Regions from separate parts of the Homo sapiens genome. Here regions 2, 3, 4, 5, 6 and 7 are each linked to region 1. The links are chromatin contacts, found by Hi-C or POLR2A ChIA-PET in ENCODE. All regions are on one chromosome and are shown on one strand. The core of a region is the stretch at or near the end of the contact, and the rest is flanking DNA. Distances in the headings are between cores, read along the strand shown. Region 1 holds the start of VAMP3 (vesicle associated membrane protein 3). Region 2 holds the start of NPHP4 (nephrocystin 4). Region 3 holds the start of LINC02606 (long intergenic non-protein coding RNA 2606). Region 4 holds the start of ACOT7 (acyl-CoA thioesterase 7). Region 5 holds the start of NOL9 (nucleolar protein 9). Region 6 holds the start of ENO1 (enolase 1). Region 7 holds the start of RERE (arginine-glutamic acid dipeptide repeats).

The links. A loop is a pair of places that touch in the nucleus more often than their neighbours do. ChIA-PET counts read pairs that join two places held with the same protein, here RNA polymerase II (POLR2A). Pooled maps may share reads with other maps.
Region 2: a pooled map shows a loop between it and region 1 (12-fold over the local background). The contact joins the promoter of NPHP4 here to the promoter of VAMP3 in region 1. A Hi-C loop is called at or near these places in 2 of 168 maps with a recorded cell type or tissue (B cell and posterior vena cava) and 9 of 50 pooled maps.
Region 3: a loop to region 1 is called in a pooled map, with 28 times the contacts of the local background. The contact joins the promoter of LINC02606 here to the promoter of VAMP3 in region 1. A Hi-C loop is called at or near these places in 2 of 168 maps with a recorded cell type or tissue (CD8-positive, alpha-beta T cell and naive thymus-derived CD4-positive, alpha-beta T cell) and 8 of 50 pooled maps. POLR2A ChIA-PET finds 5 or more read pairs at or near these places in 1 of 52 experiments (WTC11).
Region 4: a pooled map shows a loop between it and region 1 (7-fold over the local background). The contact joins the promoter of ACOT7 here to the promoter of VAMP3 in region 1. A Hi-C loop is called at or near these places in 10 of 50 pooled maps. POLR2A ChIA-PET finds 5 or more read pairs at or near these places in 3 of 52 experiments (H1, OCI-LY7 and activated T-cell).
Region 5: a pooled map shows a loop between it and region 1 (5-fold over the local background). The contact joins the promoter of NOL9 here to the promoter of VAMP3 in region 1. A Hi-C loop is called at or near these places in 5 of 50 pooled maps.
Region 6: a loop to region 1 is called in a pooled map, with 8 times the contacts of the local background. The contact joins the promoter of ENO1 here to the promoter of VAMP3 in region 1. A Hi-C loop is called at or near these places in 3 of 168 maps with a recorded cell type or tissue (CD4-positive, alpha-beta T cell, CD8-positive, alpha-beta T cell and gastrocnemius medialis), 1 of 37 single-sample maps with no recorded cell type and 12 of 50 pooled maps. POLR2A ChIA-PET finds 5 or more read pairs at or near these places in 1 of 52 experiments (activated CD4-positive, alpha-beta T cell).
Region 7: a map of B cell shows a loop between it and region 1 (7-fold over the local background). The contact joins the promoter of RERE here to the promoter of VAMP3 in region 1. A Hi-C loop is called at or near these places in 3 of 168 maps with a recorded cell type or tissue (B cell, CD4-positive, alpha-beta T cell and naive thymus-derived CD4-positive, alpha-beta T cell) and 8 of 50 pooled maps. POLR2A ChIA-PET finds 5 or more read pairs at or near these places in 1 of 52 experiments (B cell).

The regions. Positions count from the first base shown.
Region 1 is chr1:7,769,035-7,772,957 of GRCh38, reverse strand. VAMP3 (vesicle associated membrane protein 3) reads right to left here and starts at 1,662. Exons shown (of 5, transcript NM_004781.4): 1 at 1,573-1,662. The coding sequence starts at 1,574. CAMTA1 (calmodulin binding transcription activator 1) reads right to left here. Exons shown (of 23, transcript NM_015215.4): 23 at 3,252-3,923. RefSeq lists silencers at 1,299-1,528, 1,493-1,735 and enhancers at 1,969-2,018, 1,762-2,458.
Region 2 is chr1:5,990,208-5,994,130 of GRCh38, reverse strand. It overlaps NPHP4 (nephrocystin 4), which reads left to right and starts at 1,706. Exons shown (of 30, transcript NM_015102.5): 1 at 1,706-1,887. It also overlaps a transcript of KCNAB2 not described here. RefSeq lists enhancers at 357-406, 2,283-3,137 and silencers at 1,157-1,406, 1,487-1,666, 1,707-1,876, 2,027-2,206.
Region 3 is chr1:9,426,703-9,430,625 of GRCh38, reverse strand. LINC02606 (long intergenic non-protein coding RNA 2606) reads left to right here and starts at 1,630. Exons shown (of 2, transcript NR_104622.2): 1 at 1,630-1,704; 2 at 3,245-3,923. RefSeq lists enhancers at 1,385-1,474, 1,535-1,764, 2,263-2,897.
Region 4 is chr1:6,391,851-6,395,773 of GRCh38, reverse strand. It overlaps ACOT7 (acyl-CoA thioesterase 7), which reads left to right and starts at 2,007. Exons shown (of 9, transcript NM_007274.4): 1 at 2,007-2,517. The coding sequence starts at 2,375. RefSeq lists enhancers at 1-370, 1,123-1,633, 1,634-2,146, 2,147-2,658 and silencers at 1,887-2,336, 2,607-2,696.
Region 5 is chr1:6,552,260-6,556,182 of GRCh38, reverse strand. NOL9 (nucleolar protein 9) reads left to right here and starts at 1,670. Exons shown (of 12, transcript NM_024654.5): 1 at 1,670-2,076. The coding sequence starts at 1,681. It overlaps TAS1R1 (taste 1 receptor member 1), which reads right to left and starts at 876. Exons shown (of 6, transcript NM_138697.4): 1 at 619-876. The coding sequence starts at 809. RefSeq lists a silencer at 1,705-1,964 and an enhancer at 3,359-3,859.
Region 6 is chr1:8,876,379-8,880,301 of GRCh38, reverse strand. ENO1 (enolase 1) reads left to right here and starts at 1,616. Exons shown (of 12, transcript NM_001428.5): 1 at 1,616-1,722. It overlaps ENO1-AS1 (ENO1 antisense RNA 1), which reads right to left and starts at 1,467. Exons shown (of 2, transcript NR_038351.1): 1 at 1,342-1,467; 2 at 417-737. RefSeq lists silencers at 893-1,142, 1,863-1,912, 2,123-2,242 and enhancers at 1,001-1,592, 1,593-2,186, 2,187-2,779.
Region 7 is chr1:8,815,402-8,819,324 of GRCh38, reverse strand. RERE (arginine-glutamic acid dipeptide repeats) reads left to right here and starts at 1,685. Exons shown (of 23, transcript NM_001042681.2): 1 at 1,685-2,165. RefSeq lists silencers at 1,148-1,377, 1,478-1,777, 2,028-2,087 and an enhancer at 1,441-1,735.

The sequences.
Region 1 (3,923 bases), core at 413-2,912:
TGGAAAGGTGTGTTGAAGAAATGCCTCCTCTTTTAGGAAGGTACTCTTTCTTTTTCCCCCTCTTTTGAGAGACGGAGTTTCGCTCCTGTTGCCCGGGCTGGAGTGCAATGGCGCGATCTCGGCTCACTGTAACCTCCGCTTCCTGGGTCCAAGCAATTCTCTTGCCTCAGTCTCCCAAGCAGCTGGGATTACAGGCATGTGCCACCACGCCCGGCTAATTTTGTATTTTTTAGTAGAGACGGGGTTTCACCATGTTGGTCAAGCTGGTCTCGAACTCCTGACCTCAAGTGATCCGTCCACCTCGGCCTCCCAAAGTGCTGGGATTACAGGCATGAGCCACCGCGCCCGGCCCAGGAAGGTACTCATCTTTTAAAATCTTCATCAAAGGCTTTATTTCTCCCCATGCAGATCTTTCTTAACCACTCTGACTCTGAAGTCATTATTGGCTCCATTACTTGGAAAGTATCACTTTGGTTTTTCAGGTATAAAGTCCCGCCTCCTCGAATAGATCACAGGTTCCTGGGTCTTCTTACTCTCTTCTCTGTATCCTAGATAGCACCTAGCATGTGCCTTGGTATACAACAGTCTGATGGGCTGTTTGAACAGTCACTTTACATCTGTCATGTGTCAATGACCAGGGCTACAACAGATCTCATCACCGTCCTCACGGAGTTTAGTATCTGGTAGATAAGTAAGGACCATGCCGTGGCGCTAGACTCTTTCCATGCTTTTCCTCCTTTAACCCTCATAACTCTCTGAGGGGAATATTACTCCTATTTTACAAATGAGTAAAGTGAGGTTTAGAGAGTCAACACAGCTGGCTGCAGGACAGCTTGTTTTTAGATCAGGTCCTGTGTACCTTGGCTCTAGATCTTAACCACTGTGATCTATTGGCACAGCAGCCTCAGCAGGAACATTCGAGGGGGGTCCCCAGCTCCTGGAAGAAACCCGGGGCTTCCTCCGACGGTGAGCAATGAGCAGAATGGAGGTGGAAGAGGGAGTCCTTGTGATTCTTAACCATTAGCATTCTCTGAGTCTTACCACTGGAAGCAGGGGTTTGCAACGTGCTTTCGCTTAAGAGAGCGAAGGCCCACGGTTAAGTGATCTTTCCAGTGCAGATGCCCCTAGCTAGGCAAGGAGCTCTTCGGCCCACAGGGGCTCAGGACAGGGCCGAGGTCCTTTCTTTCGCAACTTCTGGGGCCCAGCGCAGCACCGGGCCGAGAGCGGGCGCTCCCGAACCAGGGCTGTCGTCCCCATTCCTCTCAGGGACGTCGGGGACTAGAAAGGGAAGGGGCGAGGAGCGGGCTGCGGGCGGGCAGCTCACTTCCTCCGGGAAGCGTCTCGCCGCCCCGCCCTTGCCCCTTCCGCGTCCGCCCGATGGCCGCGGGACCCGCCCGGCCCGTCTGCAGCCCGCGACCCAAGGGCCACCGCCCACCCCCAGGCCTCGGGATCCCCGCGCAGCCCCGGCCTGCGTCCGAGTGGCGGCCGGCGGCAACTGGGCAGTATGGCGGTCCCAGCGCGAGCTGCCGCCTGCGGGGCCCGAAGCCGCCCGCGTCGCGTAGCGTCACTCACATTTTGGCAGCTGCGGCGGCGGCAGCGGCGACGAGAGAGGGTCAGCAGAGAAGCGAAGTTGGGACCGGAGGCCAGGGAGATGGGTGGGACGGCGCGGCGCGGGGCAAAGACGTCACTAGGCGGAGCCGGGGGAGTGGGCGGGGCGAAGAGGGGGCGCGCCGGAAGTGGGCGGGGGCGTCGTGGGTGGGTGCGTCCAGGGCGGGGTCAGAGCGAGACGTCCCCTCCCCGGACGAGGTCACTTGGGAACTTGAGGGCCACAGGGGTCCCAGGGCGGTCCGGGCTCTGAAACGCAGAACGCAGGTCAATACAGCTCCCTGTCCGCACCGCCGTCCGCGCTGGCGCTTGGGGACGTGGTCTGTAAACGTGGTGCATTAGCCACTGGCGAGGGACTGCGTGGATAAGTGAGGGTGGGGGCAATTCATGTTATTCTGGGCTCGGGACCATTTCTAACAGTATTAGAGACAGATGACTGGCTTCTGCTGAGTGTTCCAGAGTAACCTAGTGATCCTGAGGGCACCATGTTTCTCTAAAGTAGTTGAAATAGGAAGTCCATTTCGGGTATTTGTCACATGGTGTTGGGTGAGGTTCCCGCTCATGTTTTCATCGGTGACACAAATATTTGTCACTGCAGATCATATTATAATCTGCTTACGAGAGCCTTGGCATCAAGGCTGTAGTTCCTTTATTTCTGTATTTTCAGGCCCTAGCACAGAATAGGTCCTCAGGTTTTGGTCGAAGGGAGGGAAGCACAAATCTGAACGCAGTGAGTTACCTTGTATATATTTGTTACTGAAATATTCCTACCAACATAGTTACCTACACCAAAAAATAAAACACTAATAGGTCATTGGTGGGTCTCTTAGATGAGAAGTGAAAAATACAGTACTTAAATACTATGCTGTTTTTTCCAACTCTAAATAGAATACTTTGAAAAGGGAAACGTTAGTATATATCGAATAAACGAGTGTCACAAAGGCGGTGGGATTTGAGCTGGGTACTAGTGGAAAAGAACTTTCCAAGTAAGGGTTGGGCAAACACCATGAACAAAGACAGCAGTGAAAATGGACGCAGTGTGCACAGACCACCTAGAGGGTGCAGGTTGGGTACAAGTGAAAAGAAGACTGAATAAAGAGGATAAACAAACAAGAAAAATGTCATTTAATTGTAGTGGGCCCTGGAAACCATTGACTTACGGACGTGGGAGATCCATGATGCAAAATTTCTCTGGCAGTAGTGGCCAGATGGATTAGATGGAAGAGGGAGCACTAGGGAGATAAGGAGAGGCTCTGCAGTGAACGGGAAGGGAGCGGCGATGACACAATACTCAGAAAGGACGACGTTCGTAATCTGCTGGAAAATGCCTTTTAGAAGACTTTAGAGGATTGTAACTGAAAAGGTGAATTAAATTAATGTCTTTATCTTTCAAATAATTGCACTGCCTTACACAAATGATTGACATGTTGAGAGGTGCCTGGAAAGATAGGGGAAAAGCTCTCTGAATGGTGGCTGGAAGACATTTTTTCTTTCATGGACCTAGCTGAAACAATGTAACATTCAATGTCAAAACATTACATCTGGATCAGAAGGAAATCCTTGACATTATTACATATGTTTTGAAACATGTGCCCATCACCTTAGATTTCACTACCCGGTCATATTAAAGCAAAACACACACGTAGTATGGGGAAATTTTCTTCATTTTTAATTTACAGCAGAAAGAATATAAAGCATTCAGAAAACATTTTCCATATTTTAAGGGCAATTCAAAACATTTTGCATGGTTTCCAGCAGCTGAGTTCTTCAACAGATCCATTGATTCAATGATGCTTTACATGCACAATTACAAAAATAAAACTTACAAAAAAAGAAGACATCTAGACTAGTTTTACATGCAAGTCTCAGGGACCCCCCATTGGGCGCCAACTACTGTGTGGAACTGCCATAAGCGACCGTGCAGCCAGAGAGGGGTTCGTATTATTGTCTTTATTTCGTTCACACAGTACAGCTGATTTCGAATGGGTAACAATAGCAATTAAATCTTCAGGAGATAGAATAAGATTAGCTATTAATTTTATAATGAAATCCTACTCCTGGCACTTGGGAATTCAGATTATCCAAGAAAGCTGCGCTTACCTATCATCTTATATTCGAAATTAAGATTCATAACCAAGAAAAAGCGGTCAGAAATGCTTCGTTTCAGTGGAAGTGCATTTTTGCCTCGCCTAGGATTCACAGTTGTACTGGTAGGTTACACTGGTAGGCTTTAAACCTACTTCCTATCCCCTCCATGAGAACCCTCTTAATTCTATGGAAGTCTCTACCATCTGTCATTTTCTAACGTATTCAGCTAA
Region 2 (3,923 bases), core at 457-2,956, 1.8 Mb after region 1:
ACAGACAGTGGGACAGCTGTGGCCTGAACTTGGTGTTCTTGCTCCTCGGATGTGGATGTATTAATTTCCATAAATGCTAATAGCCCACTTCCCCAAGAGCTATTACTTATGTCATCTCCCCTTGGACACAGTTCAACACAGGGCAGACAAATGAAAGGGAGGAAAAGACAACCCCCAGTGGCGGTCCCCAGCTCCTCAGCCCCCTCCCAACCAGGCAGCTCAGGTCTGGTTCCTAAGGTGGCCCTGCTAACCGCAGGGTCAAGACCCCTGCCTTCAGCTCCGTAGCCAGGTCCCTATCACGACAGGAAGCAAGAAAGTTACCAACCCCAAAAATGCTGAATCACAAAGTGAGGCTGAGCAGGAAAGTGGGGGTGGGGAGGGAAGGAGACGGTGGCCAGGGAGGAAAGGTGCTAAGGGGCTTTCCACCTGGAGCACCCCGGGATGCTGCGGGCAAAGCACAGTCCCTGTAAGAGCCCCCAGGACAAATGCCAGGAGGAGGGACACCAGGATGCGGCTGGTTGGCGGGGTGGGAAGGTGGGCAGGTACCCCGGCTGCTGCTAATGCCGCAGGACGCGGTGCAGCAGTGGGGTCTTTGCATCCTGGGAGCAGCAGCAGGTAGGGAGGTGCGGAAGTGCTTTGTGCCAAGGCCTGGCAGGAGGGAGAAGCTTAAGATAGGAGTAGGGGCTCAGGGTCAGAAGTGGCGGTGTGTGTGCTGTAAACAGCCCGAGGAACTGGTGCAGGAAGCAGGGTCACAGTCTTGGGGAGCAGGGTAAGGTGGTGAGAGCGTGCCCGCGGGGAGAGGTCGGAGGGGCTGGGGGCAGAATGGGAGGGTGGGGAAAGGGACCGGAGCGACACAGGGACAGGCAGCGAGAACGACGGATGAGCCTTGAGAAGCGATCAGGAGGAGAGATGGGGAGGACCGGGAACAGCAGCGCCCCGGTGGGGCTGCGCAGAGGCCGGGAGAGGGGATGAGAGGAGGATGGAGGAAAGGGGAGGGCGAGGCTGCTAGGACCGGAGCGGGCAGAGATGGGGAAGAGGTGCACCGGGAAGAGGGACGGCGGCAGGGGCAGGGGTCAGGGATGCGAGCTGAAGGGTCGGGCGGGCGGGAGGACAGGGAAGGAAAGACAGAAAGGGATGGGGGAAGGGAGACGATGGAGAAGGAGGTGAGGAGGCTGGAGAGGAGGTGAGACAGCGGCGGAGGCAGGGACGCAGGGCCGGGGAAGAAGAGATGGAGACGGGACCGCGGCGCCTGCCGCAGCGCGGGCCTCGCGGATACCCGCCGCCGCCGTCCCGGAGCAGCTTGGTGGAAAGCGCGCCCCGCCGGGGTCTCCCCGGTACTCACCTGGGGGCTCCAGCTCCGGATCCTGTGCCCCGCGCCGGATCTTCCTTCCCGCCCTGCCCCTGCGACTTTAGCGCCCCCGAATCCCGCTAGCTCCTGCAGGTTCCGCCAGCAGCATCTTCACCTCGTGGGACGCCCGGGGCCACGCCTCTTCCAGCTTCTGATTGGCTATTGTTCACGCCAGTCACATTACCATTGGTTGAGGGGTCGTCGGACATGCAAATCAGGATGGGCCCGCCGCCGCACCGATTGGCTGGCGCTCGCAAAGCGCAGCCCTCGACTTGGGCTCTGATTGGCTCCGCGGCCCTGACGGCGACAGTGACGCGAGGCGGGTTCTTGGACTGAGTGTGCGGCGCGGTGCGCCGCCTTCCGAGGCTCCTCCCGCGGGTGGCAGCGGACGGGGCGCGCCCCTCGGCCAGTCCTCGGTCCTCAGGCTTGTGGCTCCGTTGAGCACCGGCCGCCGGGCCTCTGGGTCCGTCGAGTGGAGACTCTCTGAAAAGCGTGGGCTCCGTGGCCTCCGGCGCGGCCGCGGCGGGTCGGTCTCCTAGGTAACGCGGCCCGCGGCGGGCGGAACCATGTGGGCCGGCGCCGCGGGGGAGGTTGGACGCGGCCTCGAGGCACAGGGGGCCTCAGTGTTGGCCAGAGCCTCGGGGTTCGGGGGTAGGGTGGTCCACGCCGTCCCTGCGTGGGGGCCCGGTGCCTGGGGTGCGGCGGTGGCGCGCGGCGGGGGCTGTCCCCGCGTTAGTCGCAGGCGTCCCCCCTCGTCGGGACACTTGGGGTCGGGGCCGCTGGGTGCCGTTTGGCTACGTGGGTTCCTTTCTGCCCTTGCCCTTTGCCCCCTGCCCCCTGCCCCCTGCCCCCTGCCCCCTGGCCTCTCTGCAGCCCCTCGGCTGAAGGGAGCGCGGTACCGATGTTCTGGGCCTTGGCTCCCCGCGCCCTAGTCCGCGCGCATCCTTCCCAGGCCGGAGTCCGCGGACCCCGCCTGGCCGCGCCCCTCCGCCCCTCCTCCCCGCCCCCCGGCTCCAGCTCCGGCTCCGGCTGTCAGTTCCCCGCGGTGGCTCTGCGGCCTTCGGGCGTCCCTGCGAGGCTTTGTACCCGGCGCCGTCCCGGCCTTCTGCGCCCCTTTCCTGCCTTGGAACCTCCCGGCCGACCCGGCCCGGAAGGCGCCACCCGCTCCCGCGTGCCCTTCCCCACGCGTGCAGGCTGCTCCCGCCCGCCCCCGGGCTTGCAGGCACCTCGCTGCCCGAGATTCCTCGTGTCTAACTTCTTAGGAGACCGCTGCTTTCTGCCTCCGTGTGTCGCGATGTGTGGCTTTGGTGGACGTCTGTGAAGGAAATCCAGCCTCTCGCGTGTGTAGTTGGCAAAAGGAGGAGTATTTCTGTTGATGGTGGGCAGCGCCTCCCGGTCCTAACCCAGGGCTCCGTTCGTTGCACCTCCTCTGTGCAGTTTCCGTAGGTCACACTTGTGTCTTTTTGTATGCTAATTTGTGCCCCGTTTCTTTACATTCTATGGGGGTAGCGAGCTTGTCTGCTGTGTTCAAGACCGTTTCTCCCGGGCGCAGGGTAGGTGCTGAAAGAATGCTCATGAATGAGGGAATTCCAGGCAGTGCTTAATCAGACCTCTGCTTCCCCAAAAGCTCCCCAAGGCATCTGGGTCTCAGGCATTACACATTTTCCATTCCGGGAAGGAGGCTTCCCGGACCCTGACAGCGCCTCCCACCCCCTGCATCTTCCTTCAGCCCTGCTCACCTCTGCACCCTCCCGGGGGCCTGTTGCTGCTCACAGTCACTTTCTTGTCTTTCTCCCCCACTGGCTTTCTAGATGCTTGAAGACAGCACATTTGACAGCCTTCTTATGCACTGGAACACAAGTGCTCGGGAAATAGTTGCTGAATAGATCAGCAGAAGCAGAGATCTCAAGGAGATTTCACAGCTCTCATTTTGGAGGTTGGAAACAGGTGGGGAGGCTGCGAATCTGTCCTGAAGTTAAAGAGGAGACAGCATTAGCCCTGGGTTCCTTTGGTGCTCTTACTTTTTCCCTCTGGGCCTCTCTTCTCCCTTGGCCTCTCCTGGCCTCCTTGATTGAGGTAGTGGGAGGTAGTTATAATAGCTTACAGTATTATATCTATAATACTATTATAATAGCTAGTTATAATAGCTAGCTGTGTGACCTTGGATTGGCTGTTTATCCTTTCTGAGTCTCAGTGTTCTCATCTGTAAGATGGCGATAATGATGATTCTCATTTGGCAGAGTTGTTGGAATAGTAACCATAGAATGTGAGTTCCTGTCTTGCATCAGGGGCTCATTAAAAGTGGGTGTATTTTCTTCTTCTTCTTTTTTTTTTTCCCCTGGAGAGCCCACTGTACCCTTTTCTTGGGTTCAAGACCTGGAGCCTTCTCGATTTTCTCTTTTATTGTTGATTTGGCCCCAAAGGCCCCTCTGCACTTCCTCCAGGGCATTTGTATTTCATCCTTAAAAGACTTTTGCTGAAGACCCAGCCTGGTGTCATGGAGCTCACAGTCTCGCAGGACTACAGCACAGCCCTGGTGAAGCGTGGTGGCTCTTCTGTCACCTGCCCTGTGTGG
Region 3 (3,923 bases), core at 381-2,880, 1.7 Mb before region 1:
CACGCACTCTGTCTCAGAATTGGGGATGGAGCAATGATGAAACAAATTCCTGTCTTCATGCGGAGAGGGACATCAAATAAGATAAAGAACTAAATTAAACGGTTTATTAGAAGGTGATACATTAAATGCAATGGAGCAAAAGGAAGGGAATGGGAATGCGGGCTTGGGGGAGTCTGATTTGCAATTTAAAACCAGGAGGTTGGTGAAAGCCTTTCTCAGTGAGGAACATTTGAGCCAAGTCTTGGAGGAGGTAAGGGAGAGAGCCCTGGGGATAACTGAGGACAAGTTCCAGGCAGAGGTAAAGGCAAGTTCAGGATCCCAGAGGCAGAAGCAAGCCTGGCAGAATGGCCACTGTGGCTGGTGTTAAGTGAGAACGGAGACAAGAAAGGAAAGGTCTAGAACAGAGGCCTGGCCGTGTGGAACACTTCTAGCCATGGTAAAGGTTTGGCTTTTACTCTGAGACAGGAGGCCTGGTAGTTTTTGCACAGAGGAGGCACATGATATGACTTTTAACAGAATTACTGAGGTTGTTATGTAAACACAGACTGACGGGGTGGGAGCAGAGGAAGGACCAGCTAGGCAATTACAATAATCCAGGTGAGAGATGGGGGCTTGGTCTAAGATGCTGTTAGTGGATACCGGATTCTGGGGAAAAAAGAAAAGCCAATAGGATCTGCTGACAGATTTGACACGGGATGAAGAACTCTAAGTTTACAGCCTGAGAAGCCAGAAGGATTTTTCTTGAGGATGAATTCCAGGCTGGAGCTATAAGGAGGGGAGTCATCAGCACATAGTCTTTAAAGCCATGAAACCCGATGAAATCATCAAGAGATTAAGCGAAAAGAAAGAGAAGTCCAAGGAGCCAGTGCTGGGGGTACTGATACATTTAGAGGTCAGGAAAAAGAGGAGAGGCTAGCAAAAGAAACAGAGAAGGTGGGGCAGGGATGGAGGAGAAAAACAAGCGTGTGCACTGCCAAAAGCCAAGTGAAGAAAGTTTTGCGGAGGAGAGGGTGATAAACTGTATCAAAAATTGCTGATAGAGCAGGTAAGAGGAGGACTTGGGAGAGACTGAGTTTGGCTGGAGGGAGTTCAACAGAGTGGGAGGAGAGAGCTGGACAAAGAATATATACACTCTTCCAAGGAGTTACGGTATTCAGAAAGCGAAGGGATGGGGTGGGAGCTGGAGCCACCACAGGGTTCTCAGGAAGGGGGAAATTACATGTTTATATGCTGATGGGAACGATCCCTTCGAGAAGAAGTTAAGGCTCAAAAAGGTCAGGTTATCCCGGCACCAGTCTGGTCCAAACTCTTCTTCCCACCCCTAAACTACTGAAGTGATACATTTAAGTCTTCCCAGCCCTCCTGCCTTACACGAAATCCGATTAGGGCAGTTTGCATTTTTACTTTAATGGGGACATGTGATATTTAGCACCTTCGGTCAAGACGCCCCTCAAATAGGTTTTCGGGCTCTGCGTCCCAGCACGGCCTCCCGCGCGCTTTCGAAACGTCACCCTTGTCAGCTGTCCAGTTTTCCTCCAATCCCGCCTCGGGGGCGGGGCTGGCGCACCGTCTCTACAGCAACGCCTTAGCCAGAGGGTGCTCAGGTTTTCGGGACCGCGCGTGGCGCTCTCAGATGACGTCACACACCCGCGGCGCTTGCGTGACGTAAGCCCTGCTCAGTAAGAAGGCTCCGCAGGTCGGCAGGTAGGAAGAGCACTACCTCGCACACTGCGCATGCGCCACCTCGGGTGGCCTCAAGGTTGCTGTCGGGAGTTGGGTTTGAGGTCGGCTCCCTCTGGCTGCTGTCTCTTTAACCTGAACTAGAGAAGTCCTCCGCGATGCTGCAGTTTCCCGCTGGCTTTCTCGGAGCCACCTTGCGGGCAGATATCCGAGAATCAGAGTTCATTCTCTTCATCTTGCCCATCTCTTACCTCTGCTGGCGAGTTCTTCGTTGCATCCCAGTCTGAAAGTGCTAGTCGAACTCCCAATTTGCTGTTGCCCGCAAGCTTCCTCTAGCAGGTCATCTCCCTTCGAAACAGATGCTTTCAAATCTTGTGTCCTGGAAAGATTAGTAACCGTGCTCTTTAGCACTGGTGTTTGTAAGGGTAACCAGGCTACAACTGAGGACCTGAGAATTTCGGCTTTGAATCAAGTACTTGAGCTTTTACGTGCTAGGACCCGTGACTTTTGTTCACTGCTCGTGACTCTTTCTGTCTTCTTTCACATTTTTAGCCAGGATCCAGTTGGCCTTACTAAGTAAATGACCTCCAGAAAAATGAAGTATCGGCCAGGCGTGGTGGCTCACACCTGTTACCCCAGCACTGTGGGAGGCCGAGTTGGGCGGATCACTTGAGGCCAGCCTGGCCAACATGGTGAAACCCCGTCTCTACTAAAAATACAAAAATTAGCCAGGCGTGGTGGTGCACGCCTGTAATCCCAGCTGCTCCGGAGGCTGAGGCAGGAGAATCGCTTGAACCCGGGAGGTGGAGGTTGCAGTGAGTCGAGCTGGCACCACTGGACTTCAGCCTGACCGACGGTGAGACTCCGGCTCAAAAGAAACAAAAACAAACAAACAAACAAAGAAAAATAAAGTATCACTGTTCTAAAACTTAGAATTCCTTTACGTATTCATTGGCTGACATTGATTAAGCACCTATGCTTTTTTTTTTTTTTTTTTTTTTTGAGACAGAGTCTTGCTCTGTCAACCAGGCTGGAGTGCAATGGCGAGATCTCGGCTCACTGCAACCTCTGCCTCCCGGGTTCAAGCAATTCTCCTGCCTCAGCCTCCCGAGTAGCTGGGACTACAAGCACCCATTCTTTCCTGGATACTGTGCTGAACCTGGGGGCTACAGTGAGGATGACATCTGTCTCTGACATCATGGCACATTTAGGTGGTTAATTCAAGAAACATTGAAGTCCCACCTGTTTGCTAGGTACAGTTTAGATTATAAATGCTCATTGAAAGAATGAAGTGTGAACTAAGATCTAGCATGAGGCTGGGATTCGGTTTGAATTGAACCTTGGCCCTGCTCCTTAGGCGCTGTATGAGCTGGGGTGACTTCTGAACCCTCCTGCACATCTATTTCATGATTCATAGAAATGGGCATAATAATGCCTACTTCCTTAAGGTATCATGAGAGTTAAACCTCATGCTATGGTTTGGGGAGTCTTTTGTTTCCACTTCCTTATGATTCTTCCCTTCAGAAAAATGAAAAATTAAAAACCCTGTTTTCTCCTTACGCAGAGAACACCACCACTAATGGGAAGACTGCCCCCTGACCGGCACATGGCCTCAGCATTCATCCACAGATGCTCCTCAAATTGTTTTAAAAACAGCTTTTTTTAAAAGCTGTTTGTCTATGAAGATTAAATGAGTTAATAATATAAGCAAAGCACTTTGCATGGCTACTGGGCACGGTGGTTCATGCCTGTAATTCCAGCACTTTGGGAGGCCGAAGCAGGTGGATCACCTGAGGTCAGGAGTTCAAGACCAGCCTGATCAACATGGCGAAACCCTGTCTCTATTAAAAATACAAAAAAAATAGCCGGGCATGGTGGCACGTGCCTGTAATCCCAGCTACTTGGGAGGCTAAGGCAGGAGAATCGCTTGAACCTGGGAGGCAGAGGTTGCAGTGAGCCGAGACCTCGCCGTTGCACTCCAGCCTGGTTGACAGAGCAAGACTCTGTCTCAAAAAACAAAAAAACCCCAGCTTTTGTCCAGAGGTTGCTTTTTGTGGGTCTGTACGCTGAGGCCAAGTTCTATGTAAGCAGAGCCCTCCCACCTCACCTCCAAACAATGCCTCTAAACCATCACAATCTGAAAGGAAAATAAATCCCTTTCTTCAATGGTGACCTGAAGCTAGCCAAGGACCGGGTGCTGGCAGGTGGCCTGCGAGACTGGGTCGGATCCCGGGTTACTGTCT
Region 4 (3,923 bases), core at 758-3,257, 1.4 Mb after region 1:
GGGCACACAGTGCGGGACTAGCAGGCAGCTCCACCTGCAGCCCCAGTGCGGGACCCACTGGGTGAAGCCAGCTGGGCTCCTGAGTCTGGTGGGGACATGGAGAACCTTTATGTCTAGCTAAGGGATTGTAAATACACCAATCGGCACTCTGTATCTAGCTCAAGGTTTGTAAACACACCAATCAGCACCCTGTGTCTAGCTCAGGGTTTGTGAATGCACCAATCAACACTCTGTATCTAACTACGCTGGTGGGGACTTGGAGAACCTTTGTGTCGACACTCTATCTAGCTAATCTGGTGGGGACATGGAGAACCTTTGTGTCTAGCTCAGGGATTGTAAACACACCAATCAGCACCCTGTCAAAACAGACCACTCTGCTCTACCAATCAGCAGGATGTGGGTAGGGCTAGATGAGAGAATAAAAGCAGGCTGCCCGAGCCAGCAGTGGCAACCCACTCTGGTCCCCTTCCACGCTGTAGGAGTGTTGTTCTTTCGCTCTTTGGGTCCACACTGCCTTTATGAGCCGTTAACATTCACTGTGAAGGTCTGCAGCTTCACTCCTGAGCCAGGGAGACCACGAACCCACCAGAAGGAAGAAACTCCAGATGCGCCACCTTAAGAGCTGTAACACTCACCACGAGGGTCCGCGGCTTCATTCTTGAAGTCGGTGAGACCAAGAACCCACCAATTCTGGACACATCTGTACTAAAAATACAAAAATAAGCCAAACGTGGTGGTGCATGCCTATGGTCCCAGCTACTCAGTGTGGTTGAGGCAGGAGAATTGCTTGAAACTGGATGGCAGAGGTTACAGTGAGCTATCACACCACTGCATTCCAGCCTGGGCGACAGAACGAGACTCTATATCAAAAAAAGAAAACAGGCCAGGCGTGGTGGCTCACGCCTGTAATCCCACCACTTTGGGAGGCAGAGGCGGGCAGATCACAAGGTCAGGAGATCAAGACCATCCTGGCTAACACAGTGAAACCCCGTCTCTACTAAAAATACAAAAAATTAGCCGGGCGTGGTGGCAGGCGCCTGTAGTCCCAGCTACTTGGGAGGCTGAGGCAGGAGAATGGCGTGAACCTGGGAGGCGGAGCTTGCAGTGAGCTGAGATTGCACCACTGCACTCCAGCCTGGGCAACAGAGCAAGACTCCGTCTCAAAAAAAAAAAAAAAAAAAGAAAACAGAAAAACAAAATTCTTAGTATAAAAGTCTTGAAATCACAGAGTTCTGACTTTGACTGCCCCTGCTTCTGGGAGCTACAGATCATGCTGTGGGCTGCCTCCACGGTCTGGTAACTCAAGGGTGACCGGGGTGAGGCACAGTTCCTTCAGAGCTACCTAGCTGAGTGTAAATGGGTTGTTCAAATTGCACTAGGGAGCCGGAGTTGCGTGGGTTTTAATTTAAAGATGTAAGTACAAATCTATGTGCATTGTAGAAAATTCGGAAAAGGTCCAACTGCCTAGCAAGTAAAAAGCTGTCATTCCAGCACGTGGGGGGTGACCGCTTCTCCCTTCTTGGGTGTTTTTTGGTGGATTTTTTTTGGTGACCCCGACTGGCCTAGACTCCATTCAAGGGCACATCTTGTGCAGTAAAACACGCATGTTTCAGGGCTCCTCACTGCAACACGTGCACCTCCAGGCTGGCGCTCAGCGCTCCCAGTAAAAGCTGCAGGCGGCGGTGTAGATAGTCGCCGGCCTTTCCTCCTCCCCACCTCGTGACGCTTTGTGCTGCGGAAGCAAAGGCCCGTTCCATTCCCCGTGTCTTCCCAGCAGCCGCCACCAATGCTCCTTTCTAGGAAACAGCCTTCCATTCTCTCTTAGGGCCGATCTTAGCGAGAGCCGCGATGCGGGCGACTGGTGCCGGGGTGGGTTGGGGGCGGGGGTGGGAATCAGGCCCCACTGCCAGGAGCCCGGGCCGCGCCTTCCGCTCTGACCTCATCCGGCCGCCCAGGCACTGGGCGCGGCAGCGAATCGGCGGCGCGGGCGGCCGGGAACGCCCAGCACAAATATTTACCGCCGCGCGGAGAGTGAGGGCCCAAGTCCGCCCTGCTCCGCCACTTAGGCCGCCCCAGACGCTTCCCTCGGGGCTGCCACCGGGTCGGGCGCGGCTGCCGCGGCTAGCGGGCCTTCCCCGCACCGGCGCGGCCCAACCGCCACCGAACCTTCTGGAAGCGGCGGCTGCCTGGGCCCCCACGCCGCCAGAATCGTACGCCCGCGCGAGCTCTCTGCAGCCTTGGCGGCCTGGGAGGCGGGGCTCGGGGTGGGGCCGGCGCGGGGGCGGGGTCGGCGCGGGGAGGCCGCGTTCGATTGCCCCCGGCGCGCAGGCCCCGCCTCACCAGCCCCATCGCTCCACCTCTGCCCTCCCCCTTTATGGCGCGGCCCGGGCTCATTCATTCCGCGCCGGGCCTGCCAGACACCTGCGCCCTTCTGCAGCCGCCCGCCGCATCCGCCGCCGCAGCCCCCAGCATGTCGGGCCCAGACGTCGAGACGCCGTCCGCCATCCAGATCTGCCGGTAAGAGAGGGCCCGCGCGCAGCCTGCAGCGGCCAGGCGCGCCGGTCACCGCCCCAGGCCTGCCCCGCTTGGCTCTGTGGTCCCCACCCGCCGAGGCCGCCCCCGCCCGCCGATTCCCCGCACGGCCTTCCGCGCCGCCGCCCCGGACGCCCGCCCGGCCGGGATGCGACTCGCGATGCCGCACAAGCCGGGCGGCCCCCGCCCGCCTCCAGCCGGCTCCTCCTGGCCGCATCTCCAGGGCGGCGGCCGCGCCACGGGCCGTTTGGGCGAGAAAGCCAGGCAGGGACGGGGCGGGCGGAGGTCAATGCACAGCTCCAGAGCCCGGCGACCGGCGCCCGTGGGCCGCCCCGCCTCGGGCCTCGCCCGAGCATCCCGGAGCCTCAGCCCCGTGGTCCTGCTTAGCCTCCTCGAGGATTCGGGATCATTACCTCGGCGGTTGTGCTGCGCTAACCAAAGCCCCCAGAGGTGGAGGGGAGGTGCCCAGAGCCGCGCGAGCCCCTCGGTGGGTGCCCCTGTGGGAGGAGGTTGCAGAGCTACCGTCTTCAGTGCACTGCTTCGGTTTGGGGGAGGGCAGGTGTTGAAAGGAAGAACAGATAATACTGTCTACCTCTAACAGTTTACTATGAAGAAAAGGGAATCAGTGGTCTGTTGGGCCTGAAAGCATCTTACACAATAGAGGCAAAGGGTTGTCCTTCTAGAGCACCCCCTCTTCTTCCACCAGGTACTGAGTAGATAGATGCAGGCCCCCAGAGGAAGCTGGAGGCTGGAGATCATGAACAAGCTCATTTCCCATAGGAGGTGGGGAGGGCAGCCTGAAGGTTACTCTGCAGTTCTCTTCGGCAGAATCGGAAGCAGCAGGCTGGCATTTGTGCATGAGCTAAGTGAGGACAAGGAGTCTAGGTTTTCAGCCACTGCACACAGGCTCTGTGGCCTGCGACCGGTCCTATCCTGCTTGATGAACTACCAGGAGTGAGAGCTGCTTTCTGTTTTGGTAGTGGGTTCCTCACATTTGGGGGTTGGGCATCACAGACTGACCTTGGGCTCAAGCCAAGTCCAATAGAAGCAAGTTACTTTCCTGTAGATGTTGACATCTCCAGGAAGGCTGGGCATATAGCAAGTCCTGGGTCTATGGCGATTCTTGACTCTCAGTCTCATCTTCTGGCCTGGTCGAGGGCCTCTCCTTACCTCAAGGTCGGTTTTGACTTTTCCAGAGGGGGAACGTCTTTGGGGGAGCCCTGCCCCTTTGACTTTGGCTCTGTGGCTGTTCTGGTCCCATCGACTCTGGAGGTGGGGAAAGCGGGGCAAAAAAAAAAAAGGAAATAACTGGAGACAGACAGCCTGCATCAGGTTCCTGAATCAGCTCTGCTGAGTATTGGCTGGGAAACTTGGGCTCCATGGTTTGCAAA
Region 5 (3,923 bases), core at 421-2,920, 1.2 Mb after region 1:
GAGGGAAAAAGCGGCTGGGCGCGGTGGCTCACGCCTGTAATCCCAGCACTTTGGGAGGCCGAGGTGGGCAGATCACGAGGTCAGGAGATCGAGACCATTCTGGCTAACACGGTGAAACCCCGTCTCTACTAAAAATACAAAACATTAGCTGGGCGCAGTGGCGGGTGCCTGTAGTCCCAGCTACTCGGGAGGCTGAGGCAGGAGAATGGCGTGAACCCGGAAGGCGGAGCTTGCAGTGAGCTGAGATCGCGCCACTGCAGTCCCACCTGGGTGAAAGAGCGAGACTCCGTCTCAAAAAAAAAAAAAAAAAAAAAAAGAAGAGGGAAAAAGCTGCCCTTGCTTAGGCCTGGCCACCTAGGTATGGTACAAAGCCAAGAACCAATTTCAATGAAGTTACAATACAACACATTCTAACAGCAAGGGTGAAATAATTGGAAACTGGCCGAAGTGTCTAGGAAGGTCTAGCCAGCACTTAGGTGGCAAGTGGATTGATGAACAAGGCCTGGGGACAGTTCAAGGGGCAAAGGCAGAGGCAAGGTCCTGTTTGGAGGATGGCAGCCAGAGGGGCCCTATAGCCAGGGGTCCCACTAAGTGTGGCTCTGCTGGCCCCTCACTCACCTGTCACACAGGGTCACCTCGGGTCTGTGCCTCACCTGCAGACAGCCAGAATGGAGAGGGAACAGGCCTGCCAGGAGGTAATCTCCGGGGAGGGTGAAGTCAGGAGAAGACTCCGTGCTATGGCAGGCAAAGGCCCAGCAGCAGGAAATGAGAAGCTGCAGGCCGACCAGGCGAGCCGTGCAGAGCAGCATGCTGGCCAGATGCCCGCGCCTGGCATGGCCAAGGAGTGGCCTCTAAGGAGGCCAGTTGCTTAAATAGAAGGCAGCTGCCGGATGCTTCCTAACTTCAGGCCCCCAAAAGGGGTGGGACTGGAGCCCAGTGGCTGAAGCAGGACTGTTTGCCTTGACATTCCGGGCCTGCGGTCCCACTCAGGAACTGGGCAGGACGAAGGCACAGATGCAAACCAGGTGGCACCCAGTGACCCTTCCTCTGGACGGTTGTGGGTTCTGTCCACGCTCTGTGACTTCACCTGGCTTAGAAAAGGAGCTCTGGCATTTTGGGGCGAGGTGGGAGGCTGGAACACAATTTCTCCGGGTGTTGCGAGGTTTCAGAACTTTTTACCTGGGCCTCAGTTTACTAAATGAGACACAGCTTTGAGTCGACACCCCCCTGCCCCAGTCTCCAGTTTTCTGACATTAAGATTCTGAGCAAATTGTCATATACTTTCGCCTTGTTACCCAGGGTTGCTCACTTCGAAACAAATGCATGCAAACCGAAGGTATGCAAATAGACATGTTTTGTTTAAACTGCCAATCCTAAAGCTTTTTCTGCAGGAGAAAAAAAATATCCCGGTGTTTTTCCGGAGAGGTGGCCCATGGCTGGTCGCGAGGTTTCTGGCTTTCTCTCTCCGGCCGGCTGGGGTAGGGAATTTGCGTAACGTAAATGGAGTCCTCCGTGGAGCCCCTCGACCAGATCGGCTGGAACCTCCTAGTGTGCTTCCGGAGGTTGCCGGCAGAGGGCGCCGGCGGCTCGGAGGCCCCTCTTTTCGGCAGCTGGGAGGGCAGCGGGGCGGACCGACGGGATCTCGCGAGATTCTCGCGCGGTAGGCCCTGAGGACCCAGCATGGCGGACTCGGGACTGCTGCTAAAGCGGGGTTCCTGCCGTTCCACTTGGCTGCGGGTCCGCAAGGCCCGGCCCCAGCTCATCCTCAGCCGCCGGCCCCGCCGCCGGCTCGGGAGCCTGCGCTGGTGCGGTCGGCGGCGCCTACGGTGGCGGTTACTGCAAGCCCAGGCGTCCGGCGTGGACTGGAGGGAGGGAGCCCGCCAGGTGTCGCGCGCGGCGGCGGCCCGGAGACCCAACACCGCGACCCCCAGCCCGATCCCTAGCCCGACCCCGGCCTCCGAACCCGAGTCCGAACCCGAACTCGAATCCGCCTCGAGTTGCCACCGGCCTCTCCTCATCCCACCGGTGCGGCCCGTGGGCCCCGGCCGCGCGTTGCTGCTGCTGCCGGTCGAGCAGGTAGGTGGGGGGCGCCGGTAGTAGTCCCCGAGGGCAGGGAGGGCTGGAGAGGCAGCCCCGGGAGAGCTGCAGGGTAGGAGAGGACCGTGGTCCCCCGGGCCTGTTCTCTGGCTGCCAGTCGGATTCAAGTCCATCCTCTTGATGGTTGGTGGCAACTAGGCTCCCCTGAGCAGCAGGGTAACAGGTACCCTGCTAAGGGGTCCCTAGGCCTTACGAGCTAAAGGGACTTTATTTTGTTTTGTTTTCTTTCTTTCTTTTTCTTTTTGAGACAGAGTCTCACTCTGTCCCCCAGGCTGGAGTGCAGTGGCACAATCTCGGCTCACTGCAACCTCCGCATCCCGGGTTGAAGCGATTCCCCTGCCTCAGCCTCCGGAGTAGTTGGGACTACAGGCGCGTGCCACCTCGCCCGGCTATATTTTTTGTATTTTTAGTAGAAACGGGGTTTCGCCATGTTAGCCAGGATAGTCTCGATCTCCTGACCTTGTGATCCACCCGCCTCGGCCTCTCAAAGTGCTGGGATTACAGGTGTGAACCACCGCACCTGGAACTCTGAAAGGGATTTTAATAGTTAAAAAAAAAAAAGGTTGCAATTACTGAGAGCTCAGAAATTCCAGGATTTAAGGGTTCCAAAAGTGTTTTAGGCTTTGAACCCATTTAAACATCCAGCTCTCTTACGGAGTAGTTGTCCCTCTCTCTAAGTGTTTACAGACGAGGAGACTGAGGTTGGGTAACTTACACAGTAGAGGGAGAGCTAGGAGTCGAACTCAGGCAGCCTGATTCTTAACGTGGATGCCATTCCTGGAGATTCCCTGTCTAATGCAGGAGGGAAGGCAAAACCCAGGAAGTTCTGGAAGAGACTTGGCAAGCTGTGGGTCTTTAAAAGGACAGAGTGGTAGAGTCTGTCTGAACCAGGAGCACAGAGCCGAGTTCACGGTCACCATGCTTTCTCTGTAGCTGCCATGGGGTATGATCTTAGTTTAAAAATATAAAGTATGGGCCAGGCGCGGTGGCTCAGGCCTGTAGTCCCGGCACTTTGGGAAGCCGAAGCTGGCAGATCATCTGAGGTCAGGAGTTTGAGACCAGCCTGACCAACATGGTGAAACCTCATCTCTACTAAAAATACAAAAATTAGCTGGGCATGGTAGCACACGCCTGTAATCCCAGCTACTCAGGAGGCTAAGGCAGGAGACTTGCTTGAACCCGGGAGCTGGAGGTTGCAGTGAGCCAAGATCACGCCATTGCACTCCAGCCTGGGCGACAGAGTGAGACTCCGTCTCGAAAGAAAGGAAGAAAGGAAGGAGGGAGGGGAAAAGAAAGAAAGGAAAAGGAAAAGAGAGAGCTGGGCACAGTGGCTCACGCCTGTAATCCCAGCACTTTTGGAGGCTGAGGTGGGTGGATCACCTGAGGTAGCGAGTTCGAGACCAGCCTGGCCAATATGGCGAAACCCTGTCTAGTGGCTCACGCCTGTAATCCCAGCACTTTTGGAGGCCTAGGTGGGCGGATCACCTGAGGTCAGGAGTTTGAGATGTGGTGGCACACGCCTGTAATCCCAGCTACTCTGGAGGCAGAGGCAGGAGAATTGCTTTAACCTGGGAGGTGGAGGTTGTGGTAAGCTGATACTGTCCCAAAAATAAATAAATAAATAAAAATTAAATAAAATTAAAAAATTTAAAAGGCTGCAGCCATAAAAAGGGATGAGATCATGTCCTTTGCAGGGACTTGGATGGAGCTGGAAGCCGTTATCTTCAGCAAACTAATTCAGGTACAGAAAATCAAATATCGGCCGGGTGTGGTGGCTCACGCCTGTAATCCCAGCACTTTTAAGTTCCAGGGTACATACGCAGGGT
Region 6 (3,923 bases), core at 367-2,866, 1.1 Mb before region 1:
TTGGAGCCCTTTCAGGGCCACGCCTTAGAATTGCTCTGAGAGTACCAAGTGCCTGATTTCTTAGAGTCCTTACCAGTAGGAGATGTTGGCTGTTGATTTAGCTGCTGAGTCATGGGGCTGGGGATAGTGGTTTTCAGTAGCCAAAAACGTTAGTGTGTTGCTGGTGAAATCACAAACTCTGCTTGCAAAATTTTACTCTTTTTTTTTTTCTTTTTGCTGAATTTAATCCTAAAGTTCTTGCTTCTTACTCACTGGAAAGCAAATACTATGGTCTCAATAGGCCTTAATTTTTAACCAACGCCATGGAAACCTGTCTGTAGCTAAGAGGATAAAAATGCTAGGGGTTAAGGAAGAAAAGCAGGTTTTGCAGCTGACCAGAAGAAATAATTAAATTCAAGTACATATTTGAACACCTCTTTACAAGGAAATGAGGAAAATCAGATGTTTTAGTTCTCTTACAGACCAGCAGTAATGTTGAAAAATATAAAAGTAGCCGTAACAGAAAACGAAGTGATCATCTCAGCCCTCCCTTGGAGTGGGGGGATATATTGCGGAGCTGAGTTTTAATGGCTATCAGTTCTTGATCAGAAAAGTGAAATCACTCCAACTCCTTCCGTATTCCACGGAATATGACCCGTCTTGAACTTTGAGAAATTCCCCGGGTCTGTGTGAAATTCCAGTTCCAAATAATTCACATGAATGGTTCACAAGAATCCAGGTAGGTTTGATCTAGTTCCCTAGATGGGAATGAGAGGGATGTAAAATTTGAGAGGCAACATGACATGGACTAGAGAGAGAATGAATTAACACTGGGGAAGCACGTGGGGGCGCGCCGGACACCTAGAAGGCACTCAAAAAGTATGAGGTAGAATTAAAGGAAAGTGAACCTTCCTTTGGCTGTCTCGGCCTGATTCTCACCGCAGCAAGGAGAAAGGGACAGGGTCACCTTGGCGGGTGCCAGGCGGAGCCCGGCCAGACGGGCGCGGCTGGAGGGCAGCGCGCAGGCGCAGGCGGCGCACGTGGCCCCGGACACGCAGCGCTGCGGCGGGGCCAGCGCCCCAACCCCGGAGTGGGGCCGAGGCGCGCAGCCTCTCAACGACTCGACGCCAACGGGGTCTCTCGGATCGCGGCGCGAGGCAGGAGGGGCGGGGCAGGAGGGCCGCGGCAGGCCCGGGCCGCCAAAGTTGTCAGCAAGGTCGAGGGCCGGACGTGGGGCCCCAGAGCGACGCTGAGTGCGTGCGGGACTCGGAGTACGTGACGGAGCCCCGAGCTCTCATGCCCGCCACGCCGCCCCGGGCCATCCCCCGGAGCCCCGGCTCCGCACACCCCAGTTCGGCTCACCGGTCCTATCTGGGGCCAGAGTTTCGCCCGCACCACTACAGGGCCGCTGGGGAGTCGGGGCCCCCCAGATCTGCCCGCCTCAAGTCCGCGGGACGTCACCCCCCTTTCCACGCTACTGCAGCCGTCGCAGTCCCACCCCTTTCCGGGAGGTGAGGGAATGAGTGACGGCTCTCCCGACGAATGGCGAGGCGGAGCTGAGGGGGCGTGCCCCGGAGGCGGGAAGTGGGTGGGGCTCGCCTTAGCTAGGCAGGAAGTCGGCGCGGGCGGCGCGGACAGTATCTGTGGGTACCCGGAGCACGGAGATCTCGCCGGCTTTACGTTCACCTCGGTGTCTGCAGCACCCTCCGCTTCCTCTCCTAGGCGACGAGACCCAGTGGCTAGGTAATGATTGGGGAAGGGCTGAGCAACGGGCAGGCGGCGCAGGGCTTTTCTGGGCTTGTGGGGCTCTTTTCCCTCCGAGGGAGGCGGCGCGCCCGCAGGCCCAGCGTGGCGGGGTCGGGGGCACGTGCAAGCCGCCTCCCTGGGTGGGAACTGGCGCCCCCGCTCACCCCGAGGCCCGGGGCGGGGGCGCAATGCCAGGCGCACGTGCTGGGCCCCCGATTTCTTTGGAGGGGAAAGTGCAGATCAACACGTGATTACCGACTGCGGGGCCGAGTCACTGTCAGGGAAGGTCGGGAGCTGCACACGCGAGCTGCTTAGCACAGCGGGAGTTGGGAGTGGAAGTTGCTTTTCCATCGTAGCCAAGTGTAAGGTTTTTGGGATAGACGCAGACTTAGCGGCGGTGGCCACTCAGGCCAGGCCCTTCCTAAAATGGAGGAGGGCGGCGATAGTGGAGATGGCCACGAGGCTGCGGCCCCCTCCCCCACCGGTAGCCCCCGCCTCTCGCCCGCGCTCGCGGCCCGCGCTTCTGCCTAGTAAGCGGTGACTCATTTAACTCCGAGAAGGCACCTCTTGAGGAACCTACAGCAGAGCCGTTAGATCATTGGCAAGTCCTCCAGGCGACCTCGCCCAAGTTGGGCAAGAGCGGCTCCCCGGCTGGCCACCAAAAATCGGGCCTGATCTGATTTGGTTTTTTTTTTTTTTTGAGTTTTGCTATTGTTGCCCAGGCTGGAGTGCAATTGCGCGATCTCGGATCTCGGTTCACCGCAACCTCGGCCTCCTGGGTTCAAGCGATTCTCCTACCTCAGCCTCCCGAGTAGCTGGGATTACAGGCATGCGCCACCACGCCCGGCTAATTTTGTTTTTTTTTTGTTGTTGTTGTTGTTTTAGTAGAGGCGGTGTTTCACCATGTTGGCCAGGCTGGTCTTGAGCTCCCGACCTCAGGTGATCCGCCCGCCTCGGCCTCCCAAAGTGCTGGGATTACAGGCGTGAGCCACCGCGCTAGGCCAAGAAGGATGTATTTTAAGAAAGCTTCCTGTTCAATGTTCCCCTGCTCTGTGCGCTTCTCTGGGCGGTAGGGTCCATTGCTTCACTTGCCTTTCAGGCCCACCCGGGCCCTGACTGCTCCATTCATTTACCGTGTCCCTAATTCGGGGTTCCATCCAGGCAGCTAAAAAAGCTGTGAATGGTCCGGGCGCGGTGGCTCACGCCTGTAATCCGAGCACTTTGGGATGCCGAGGTGGGCCTCCTCAGGATCACCTGAGGTCGGGAGTTAGAGACCAGCCTGACCAACGTGGTGAAACCCCGTCTCTACTGAAAATACAAAAATCGACCAGGCGCGGTGGCTCACGCCTGTAATCCTAGCACTTTGGGAGGCCGAGGTGGGTGGCTCACGAGGTCAGGAGATCGAGACCATCCTACTCTACTAAACCCCATCTCTACTAAAAATACAAAAAATTAGCCGGGTGTGGTGGTGGGCGCCTGTAGTCCCAGCTACTCTGGAGGCGGAGCCTGCAGTGAGTCGAGATCGTGTCACTGCACTCTAGCCTGGGCGAAAGAGCGCGACTCCGTCTCAAAAAAAAAAAAAAATCACCTGGGCGTAATGGCAGGCGCCTGTAATCCCACCTACTCGGGAGGCTGAGACAGGAGGCTGAGGTTGCAGTGAGCCAAAATGGCGCCATTGCACTCCAGTCTGGGCGACAACAGCGAAACTCCGTCTCAAAAAATAAAAAAAAAATCACACTTTATTTTCACATCCTAAGACGTTTGTCTTTTTTTTTTTTTCTGAGACGGAGTCTCTCTGTCGCCCAGGCTGGAGTGTAGTGGCGCGATCTCGACTCACTGCAAGCTCCACCTCCCGGGTTCACACCATTCTTCTGCCTCAGCCTCCTCTCCTGACCTCGTGATCCACCCTCCTCGGCCTCCCAAAGTGCTGGGATTACAGGCGTGAGCCACCGCGCCCGGCCAAGACTTTCTTTCGTCTTAAGTCACTAAAATGAAAACAAAAGTACTGAGGCACCCTAATAAAATTGCCTTTAAAAGTATGACTGAAATACTCAAAGTATACCACAGTGGTGGCCTGGAGATGGGGCAGGGGGATATTGACTGGAAATGGCCTGAGATAACTTTTTGCAGTGATGGAAATGTTACTCGGGTATATAATTTGCCAAAACGCAAAATTAAATCTAAAAATATGTTTAAAC
Region 7 (3,923 bases), core at 436-2,935, 1.0 Mb before region 1:
CTGAAAGTTACTCAGAAATGTGATGGCAAGGATCTATGGCTTTTTTTTTTTTTTTTAAGATCTCTTGGGTCATGGTCCAATAGTATCTGTTAGTCCAAATTATTCTTTAAAGAATAATTGAATGTGGGCCGGGTGCGGTGGCTCACGCCTGTAATTCCAGCACTTTGGGAGGCTGAGGCGGGCGGATCACCTGAGGTCAGGAGTTCGAGACCAGCCTGACCAACATGGAGAAACCCCATCTCTACTAAAAATACAAAATTAGCTGGGTGTGGTGGCGCATGCCTGTAATCTCAGCTACTCGGGAAGCTGAGGCAGGAGAATCGCTTGAACTGAGGAGGCGGAGGTGGCGGTGAGCCGAGATCGCGCCATTGCACTCCAGCCTGGGCAACAAGAGTGAAACTCCCTCTCAGAAAAAAAAAAAAAATGAATAATTCAATGTGGAAATTATAATCTGAATAGATTTTCCAAGGAGAAAATTATCACTTCTTTTGAAACAGATGAGTGAATTATTTTGTGCTACGTTTTCTACCCCTTATTTTATACGGACCTTAACTCCTTCGGGAAGAGTGTATGGTATAAGGACACCAATAAGCATTTACAGAATATTAACAAACCAACAATAGGTTGATGATTCACCCTGGATTCGTGCCAGGCTCTGTGAAAGAACTCAATAAACATGATGTGCATTTCAAAAACTGCTAATCATAATTGAAATTTCCAAACCCCTCAATCCCATAAATTATATGAACTAGAATATGATCATTTGGCCTGCCCCTACTCCCTTTACAGCATGATAGACCCTGTGATTATCAGGCTTTCGGGAAGTGGGACACAATACTTCATTCTTCAAAGAAAAAGAGGTGATGTTTGGTCTTTTCCTCTTTTTAGATTTTTTTTCACACGTACCTTATAGAGTTGTACACTGCTCTTTCTAAAATCCCTTCTGTACCTGTACAGTCTCTCCTTTATGCCTTCATGACACTTTTTATTCTTTTCAAATAAGCAGTGCGACTTATCACTTTTATTTTTCTTTCTGTAATTCATCTTTTGTCATGTACACTATTTGAAAAATATTACAAGCCGCTCATCAGAATTTCGAAAGAGTCCATATGAGAATGGTTTACACCCACTCTGTAGCCCGCAGCAACATGGATCCGCGTCCTAATGACTGAAAAGGCCAATTAAGACCCGGGTAACAGCAAGATCAACCGGACTTCCCCCCACCCCACCCGGGACCTGCCCGCGCCGCCAGCCCGGCCCAGCCCGGGGGGCGCGGGGGGCGGTACTGGAGCGCGGCGGGCGGCGGAGGAGGGCCGGCCTCGCACTCTCACAAAGACGCGCCCGCGGCGGGAGCCCAGCCCACCGCCTCTGGCCGCCGCCTGCAGCGCGAGCCCTCGAGCCCCGGGCCGCGGCGTTGTCAAGGCTCGGCCTCTCTCCGCCTTCTTCTCTGCTCATTTTATTAAAAAGATTAAAAAAAAAAAAAAAAAAAAAAAAAAAAGGAAAAAGAGATCCCGCCTCCTCCGCCTCCCATTGGCCGGGCCCCCGGCCGCGTCACACCGCGCTGTACCAATGGAGGGGCGCGATACTGCGAGGTGGGCCGGGCCCGAGCGGGGAGTGGGCGGCGGGTCGGTGCAGCAGCTCCGCCGCGGCTCCGCCACCATCGCGGAGGTGCCGCTGTTCCCACAGACGCTCGCGAGCAACCCTCCGCGCTCCGGAGCCTCCTCAGCCTCCCGCACACCCCGAGACGCTCGCCCCGCTGGGCCTCGGTCCCCGCCTCCTCCCCCGTCCTTTTCCCCTCTCTCGCTCCCCACATTGTCTCTGCCTCATTTTCTCTCCTAGTTGAGGATTAAAAAAAAAAAAAAATCACCATCATCCTCAGGGAGCCCCCTCGCCCTCGGAAAACAAAACCAGACATGATCCTGGGCTCCTGCTTCTGAAAGATCTGCCCGACCGAGGAGGAGGGAGCCTAGGTTCAAGTCGCAGGAAAGGTCACGGCAGGGAAGCCCCCTCAGCCCCTCCGCGTCGCCTCCCCGCGGGCCGCCCCTCTCGGCCCTGCGCCCCGCGGCCCCGCAGCCTCCGCGCGGCCTCCCGCCCCATCCCCGCCACTTTCCCCGGAGCTGGGCCGCGAACACCTCACTATTGATGGTGTAGCGCTTTAGGGGAAGGTAAGTGTCCAACTTGCCCGCGCCGGGTCGTGTGCTTTCTTTTTTGGCCCCTCGTCCTGGTGGTCAGAGAGGGTCGGCCGTGAAAGCAGTCACTCGCCCGGGGGGAGGCAGGAAGAAAAGGCTGGGGTCGAAGCCGAAGTCGAGGGGAGTCGGGCGAGGGCAGGGCACTTCTTTGGTCCTGTCCGGGCCAGGTGACCGTTCCTGCGTGCCTTCTGACCCCTGCTCTCTCTTGGCCTCTTATTCATGCTCTTGTTCTACTTGTTTGAGGTTAAACTATTTCATGTGACTACATTATTGGCTGAAACTGGAAGGGAAGGAAGTCAAGGACTGAAACTGTAAATTTCTTGAATGTTTGTGGATTTCGGGGTGCTGGGGGGAGGACTTTATTATTAAAGTATCATTTTCTCATTGGGGGAAGATTTCCTCTTTGTGCTCCCAATCTCTAGTTCTCAGCTGTATGTGATTAGAAAATTATGAAACCCAAAGTCACTTGCAGCAGAATAGAATTCTTACTATCCTGTTTTAGTTCTGCTCTCTGAAGGAGGGTGGCTTCTATTTATTACTAATTTTTAAGATGATGGAAAGATTCGTAGTTTTACATACACGTGTGTATGTGTGTCTGCTAGGAGGGGGGAAAAGTGTTGCAGGCTTCCTTTGAAACTGGTTGCTTGAGAAGTTGTTGAAAGGAAAACAGAATGATTCATTGTTGAATTGTCATTTTCCTCTGTCTCTTTTCCAAGGTTTGCTTACAATTTTTCTGGATTACAGACTTCAAACATTGATTTAAGTAAAATGGGTCCTTGAGAAACTGGGTGCTTTAAATGTTTCAGTATCTGTTGCTTTTTTAAGGTACATTTAGAAAGTAGTTTTGTATGAATCGTGAAATAGCCTTCTTCACAGCGAATTTTTAAACGCAAAAAAAGATAACTAGTAAGAGGGTGAACTTGGTGAATTACAAAATAGACATTTTAATATAGCAGGAATTGATGCATCTAAGATTTGAAACAGTTTTCATAATTGCTTTCCATTTAAAGAGAGACCTTTTTGTCTAGTGTACACTGGTCTTTTTAGTCTCAGTCTGTTGGGGGAGGGGAGAGAAGCTGGATCTGTACAATAATAAAATCATCTTTGGGTTGATATTTTGTTCCATGGATTTGCTTGCTGAGTTAATACTACTGTAAATTATCAACCAGTTTTGATTTTGATGGCCTGGGATGGGTGGAAAGCTGGCTTCCAGCTCTCCCTGTTGTTGTTGAGGTCGAAGGGAAAAGAGGCAGAGGCAGACAGACACACATATACACACACACACACACACATACACACACACACAATACCAAGCTGAGGGCTCATTGTTCTTCCATACACACATTCATTCTCTCTCTCCCATATTTGGGACTAGGTTTGCACAGACAAACACAGCTCTTTTTGGGAGAGAAGAGAGAAGATGGGGGAAGGGAGGGTGCTTTTCTGTTACAGCTTTCTTCCACCCATCTCATGCCTGGCCGTTTTTGCAACCTTGTGAGGCAGAAGAGTGCATTGGAAACTAAAGGACACTCAAAAACATGTTCAGAGACTTCTCTTCTCTCTGCCTCCCTTTATTCCTTTTGCAGCCGTGGTTTCTGCTGCTCTTTCTTTTTTGTATATGTAAAGATAAAATCCCTCTTTATATGTTGTGGCCTTACGTTCAGCTCTCATTGCTTTTGTATTTCTCATTGACCCTGATTTTGTTGGGGACAGTGATTTGTTCACTTGAGTCTT